Linked DNA regions of Homo sapiens: region 2 is linked to region 1. A link is a loop called in an ENCODE intact Hi-C map of the cell type or tissue named here. Cell type or tissue: gastrocnemius medialis. All regions are shown on one strand. Each heading gives the region's core, and the rest is flanking DNA. Links, peaks and the distances in the headings are about the cores only. Region 1 overlaps CXCR4 (C-X-C motif chemokine receptor 4). Region 2 has its middle 29 kb from the start of DARS1.

Region 1 (2,917 bases), core at 1-2,500:
GGTGCCGTTTGTTCATTTTCTGACACTCCCGCCCAATATACCCCAAGCACCGAAGGGCCTTCGTTTTAAGACCGCATTCTCTTTACCCACTACAAGTTGCTTGAAGCCCAGAATGGTTTGTATTTAGGCAGGCGTGGGAAAATTAAGTTTTTGCGCTTTAGGAGAATGAGTCTTTGCAACGCCCCCGCCCTCCCCCCGTGATCCTCCCTTCTCCCCTCTTCCCTCCCTGGGCGAAAAACTTCTTACAAAAAGTTAATCACTGCCCCTCCTAGCAGCACCCACCCCACCCCCCACGCCGCCTGGGAGTGGCCTCTTTGTGTGTATTTTTTTTTTCCTCCTAAGGAAGGTTTTTTTTCTTCCCTCTAGTGGGCGGGGCAGAGGAGTTAGCCAAGATGTGACTTTGAAACCCTCAGCGTCTCAGTGCCCTTTTGTTCTAAACAAAGAATTTTGTAATTGGTTCTACCAAAGAAGGATATAATGAAGTCACTATGGGAAAAGATGGGGAGGAGAGTTGTAGGATTCTACATTAATTCTCTTGTGCCCTTAGCCCACTACTTCAGAATTTCCTGAAGAAAGCAAGCCTGAATTGGTTTTTTAAATTGCTTTAAAAATTTTTTTTAACTGGGTTAATGCTTGCTGAATTGGAAGTGAATGTCCATTCCTTTGCCTCTTTTGCAGATATACACTTCAGATAACTACACCGAGGAAATGGGCTCAGGGGACTATGACTCCATGAAGGAACCCTGTTTCCGTGAAGAAAATGCTAATTTCAATAAAATCTTCCTGCCCACCATCTACTCCATCATCTTCTTAACTGGCATTGTGGGCAATGGATTGGTCATCCTGGTCATGGGTTACCAGAAGAAACTGAGAAGCATGACGGACAAGTACAGGCTGCACCTGTCAGTGGCCGACCTCCTCTTTGTCATCACGCTTCCCTTCTGGGCAGTTGATGCCGTGGCAAACTGGTACTTTGGGAACTTCCTATGCAAGGCAGTCCATGTCATCTACACAGTCAACCTCTACAGCAGTGTCCTCATCCTGGCCTTCATCAGTCTGGACCGCTACCTGGCCATCGTCCACGCCACCAACAGTCAGAGGCCAAGGAAGCTGTTGGCTGAAAAGGTGGTCTATGTTGGCGTCTGGATCCCTGCCCTCCTGCTGACTATTCCCGACTTCATCTTTGCCAACGTCAGTGAGGCAGATGACAGATATATCTGTGACCGCTTCTACCCCAATGACTTGTGGGTGGTTGTGTTCCAGTTTCAGCACATCATGGTTGGCCTTATCCTGCCTGGTATTGTCATCCTGTCCTGCTATTGCATTATCATCTCCAAGCTGTCACACTCCAAGGGCCACCAGAAGCGCAAGGCCCTCAAGACCACAGTCATCCTCATCCTGGCTTTCTTCGCCTGTTGGCTGCCTTACTACATTGGGATCAGCATCGACTCCTTCATCCTCCTGGAAATCATCAAGCAAGGGTGTGAGTTTGAGAACACTGTGCACAAGTGGATTTCCATCACCGAGGCCCTAGCTTTCTTCCACTGTTGTCTGAACCCCATCCTCTATGCTTTCCTTGGAGCCAAATTTAAAACCTCTGCCCAGCACGCACTCACCTCTGTGAGCAGAGGGTCCAGCCTCAAGATCCTCTCCAAAGGAAAGCGAGGTGGACATTCATCTGTTTCCACTGAGTCTGAGTCTTCAAGTTTTCACTCCAGCTAACACAGATGTAAAAGACTTTTTTTTATACGATAAATAACTTTTTTTTAAGTTACACATTTTTCAGATATAAAAGACTGACCAATATTGTACAGTTTTTATTGCTTGTTGGATTTTTGTCTTGTGTTTCTTTAGTTTTTGTGAAGTTTAATTGACTTATTTATATAAATTTTTTTTGTTTCATATTGATGTGTGTCTAGGCAGGACCTGTGGCCAAGTTCTTAGTTGCTGTATGTCTCGTGGTAGGACTGTAGAAAAGGGAACTGAACATTCCAGAGCGTGTAGTGAATCACGTAAAGCTAGAAATGATCCCCAGCTGTTTATGCATAGATAATCTCTCCATTCCCGTGGAACGTTTTTCCTGTTCTTAAGACGTGATTTTGCTGTAGAAGATGGCACTTATAACCAAAGCCCAAAGTGGTATAGAAATGCTGGTTTTTCAGTTTTCAGGAGTGGGTTGATTTCAGCACCTACAGTGTACAGTCTTGTATTAAGTTGTTAATAAAAGTACATGTTAAACTTACTTAGTGTTATGTTCTGATTTCTGTTGACATTCTTTTGGCTAGTAGAAGACAAAAGTAATACATTTATGGTATGCAAAGCACTATCCTAGGTATTTCATTGTAATATTTTACTTACCCCTTATCACAACTCTGATAGATTCTGCTTCTGTTACTAATTACATTTTATAGAAGAGGAAACGGAGGCACAGAAAGCCTAAGTAACTTGGTTAAAGGCATGTAGTAAGTATCAAATCCTGTATTTTAAACCAGGTAACATGACTTAACGAATCTGAAGCCTTCACCACTTTAAATTCAAATGGAAGTTTAGAAATGGCCAGCCAGCACCTATTTGTATGAAAGGTCATCTTTCAGAGGATAAGCATGTATAAAGAAGAAAAGGTATGCAGTCGTGTTTGGATTTTACTCCACCATCCACTTGTGAAACCCAGGTCTGTGCAATGCCAGACGGTGTGTGCTTTCCTCATCCAGTATCCTCAGTGTAGATAACCATCACTCCCTTTTCACAGACAAGAGAACTGAGATTCAGAGACTTTCCATACATTGCACTTTCAAGGGGGCAAAGCCAAGAACTAATTCTGTTTATTGTTCCAGCTCTTGCTCTTAACTCTTACCTACTATTGCCCTTCAGAACACCTGGGCATAAGTCAACTGAACTGCTAATAAAGAAAGCCAAA
Region 2 (2,917 bases), core at 118-2,617, 100 kb after region 1:
CTTATTGCTAGACAAAGCAAATTAGCTATGCTGTTCTAGGTGGTCAGAGGACAAAGGAAAGAGCTCATCCTCCCCGACCCTATCCCTTGTACAGTCCAGGAGAAAATGTCTTCTGTCTATTGTAGTGCACTTTAGAGGATGATTAGCTTGGTCAGGTTCATTCTAGCATAGCATTTTAGTAGAGCACATCTGTTTGAATTTCTAGACTGATGCCTCAATGTCTACTCCCCAGACACTTAATTTAACACATCTACCAGACAGAGATCAGAATCTCCTGATATTACATGTTAGCCACAGATCAAAATAGTTGGCCACATGACAACTCTAGCTCCATCTAGCAGTTCCCACAACAGCTCAGCTCTGACCCATTATCTGCAATGATGAGAACTCACATCATCCTAGAATTGTAAAGAAGTAGCCAAAATTTATATTTGATAGAAACTACCCTTTAGGGTTTTCTTTCTACCCCTTAGAGACTCACTGTATCTTTCTTACACCTTTTTAATTGCACTTTTGAAATTACAACAGTTCATAGCTCTATGACACTTTCAAAATGGTAGGGAGGAGGTTTTCCTAAACACCTTGACTGAATGTGCAGAATCCATAGAGAAGGATAAATAACAATTCACAAATACCAACTCAGTTTTGTTTGGTTTATGTTACCTTTGATTATCCGCACTTAAGCCATATGAGATTATTTCTCTTTGACTCGAAGCTTAGTGATGCTTTTTTTTTTTTTTTTTTGAGACAGAGTCATTGTGTTGGCCAGGCTGGCGTGCAGTGGTGCAATCTTGGCTCACTGCAACCTCCGCCTCCCAGGCTCAAGTGATTCTCATGCCTCAGCCTTCTGAGTAGCTGGGATTACAGGTGTGTACCACCAAGCCCAGTTACTTTTTGTGTTTTTAGTAGAGACGGAGCTTTTTCTTTTTTTTTTTGAGTCAGGCTCTTGCTCTGTCACCCAGGCTGGAGTGCAGTGGTGTGAACATGGCTCACTGCAGCCTCAACCTCCTGGGCTCAAGCAATCCTCCTGCCTCCACCTCCTGAGTAGCTGGGACCACAGGTATGTGCCACCATGCCAAGCTAATTTTTATTTTTTGTAGAGACGGGTCTTGCCTTATTGCCTAGACTGGTCTCCAACTCTGGGGCTCTCACAATCCTCCCACCTTGGCCTCCCAAAGTGCTGAGGTTACAGGTGTGAGCCACCAGGCCCAGCCTGGTGTTTTTTATTTGTTTGTTTTTTAATGACAGTGCTGCTCCCAAAAGATCTTCCAAGATGATTTATATATTGGACTATCTAAGAATTCCTGAAAGCCAGGGCACTGAAATTCCAGACCTGCCTGTTGCCTAACCCTTTGTCCTCCAAACCTCGTGAGTGCCTTTTCCATACCTCCTAGCTGGTCTTCCCTCTCCTCAACAGGGAGAAATTCAAAAAGAGCGGGGAAGCAGCAGAGTGGGGAGGTAGAGGGAAGCCCAACAGAATGTGCCTGAAGGAGCCTGGAAAGAAAGAAAAATCTGTCAAGCAGAATGCCAGTGAAGAGCTTGCTCTGTGTGTTTGGAATACCAACTAAACAGGGTCCTAAGGAGAAGGGTTCTTAAAATAACTTTTTTGTCTTTATGTAACCACCATGTGATACTACTTAGAGCAGGGAAAAGCCAAGTGAAAGGCAATTATTCCATCTATTCCACATGCTCCAATTAAATATTCCCACTGTAACTTGTTTGTCCTATATTTTATACACAGGAATTTGGGACAATATAGTTCCTTCCTTGAAAAACAAGCATTTTTCCCTCCTGGCCACCACACCATAACACAATTGTAACCCTGGTATGCTTGATGGGCCCTGTTGAGCCTGCAGCCTCTCCTTCCTTGCTGCTCTGAGAGCTTCCTCCCCACACTGTGTGTGCTCCAAGAGTTTGCTCTGCCTGAGCCTGTTTATAGCACGGGAGGAGGAAGAAACAAAGCAATTGTGAAGCTTGTTAATAGGCAGTTCATATGATATTAAAGGTGACCTTGCCATTTCCAGTTCTATTTATTCCACTTCCTTCCAAACCGGGGCAAATCCTTCCTTTCAAGGCAAGAGCACCGCTCTGTGGATACAGTCTGTGGGAACGGAGAAAAGTTCAAGCCCTCAGAGGTTATTCATTACCCAAGTCTGGAAATATAGTATTTCCCATTCACTCACATGTTGGGTCTGTAAATCACTGCTACTTGGCAGGAGAGGAACCTTGGTAAAAAGAAGTTTTTGTTGTTGTTTACTGCAAAAAGTATTCATATCAGTGAGGTTTAATTTTATCCCACTAGGGAACTTTAAAAAAAAAAGTAATGATCTCCTTTTTGCCAATATAATACATGCATATAAGAATTTATACATACATACAGTGAAGAATCCATACTACATAGACTCTACATATATATATGTGTATATATATGTGTGTGTGTGTGTGTGTATATATATATATATATATATATATATATATATATATATATATGACTTTCTTTTTTGAACTTGGCCTTAGCACTATCTGCAAATATTAATCACTCAAGTATCTAACCCTGTCAGAGAGGGGACAACAGTTCACAGTTTGGTGTCAGCTGGCTGGCTGTGGTGGTGTTTTGGGTTGTTTGTTGCATTCTTCAGGAAGCAAAGGTATTTCCTGAAGGGCCGAGAAAGCCAGCAGGTGTATTGTGAAGTATAATAGGACATGTAGGTATGAGTTGTACTCAGTGGGGACAGAAAATTCCTTAGCAACACTTAGGCTTGACTATTCTGAACAGTAGTTTGGCTGTTCAGCTTAACTTCCTCATTGACAGTCTCAAGGCATTTGCACCATCAACATAAATGGAGTTTTTGCTGTATATTGAATCTGGGAGGGTAGAAATCAATGTGCGTCATTAAAATGCTTTCAAATTCCTTTT

The links. Hi-C counts contacts between places; a loop is a spot of excess contacts. Peaks named below come from ENCODE experiments on the same cell type or tissue, not always from the same donor. Only the 100,000 strongest peaks of a DNase experiment are listed, where the experiment ranks them.
Region 2: a loop joins it to region 1, with 2.7 times the contacts of the local background. A loop is called at or near these places in 25 of 110 quality-filtered maps.

The regions. Positions count from the first base shown.
Region 1 is chr2:136,113,674-136,116,590 of GRCh38, reverse strand. It overlaps CXCR4 (C-X-C motif chemokine receptor 4), which reads left to right. Exons shown (of 2, transcript NM_003467.3): 2 at 679-2,242. The coding sequence ends at 1,722. Among named protein-coding and RNA genes, the nearest start is that of CXCR4, 3.0 kb to the left of the region's middle. In gastrocnemius medialis, for the core only: no CTCF peak of the experiment used is centred there; DNase peaks (open chromatin) are centred at 306 and 960; H3K4me3 peaks cover 370 bases; H3K27me3 peaks cover 1,746 bases.
Region 2 is chr2:136,013,233-136,016,149 of GRCh38, reverse strand. No RefSeq gene overlaps it. Among named protein-coding and RNA genes, the nearest start is that of DARS1, 29 kb to the right of the region's middle. In gastrocnemius medialis, for the core only: no CTCF peak of the experiment used is centred there; no DNase peak of the experiment used is centred there; H3K27ac peaks cover 459 bases.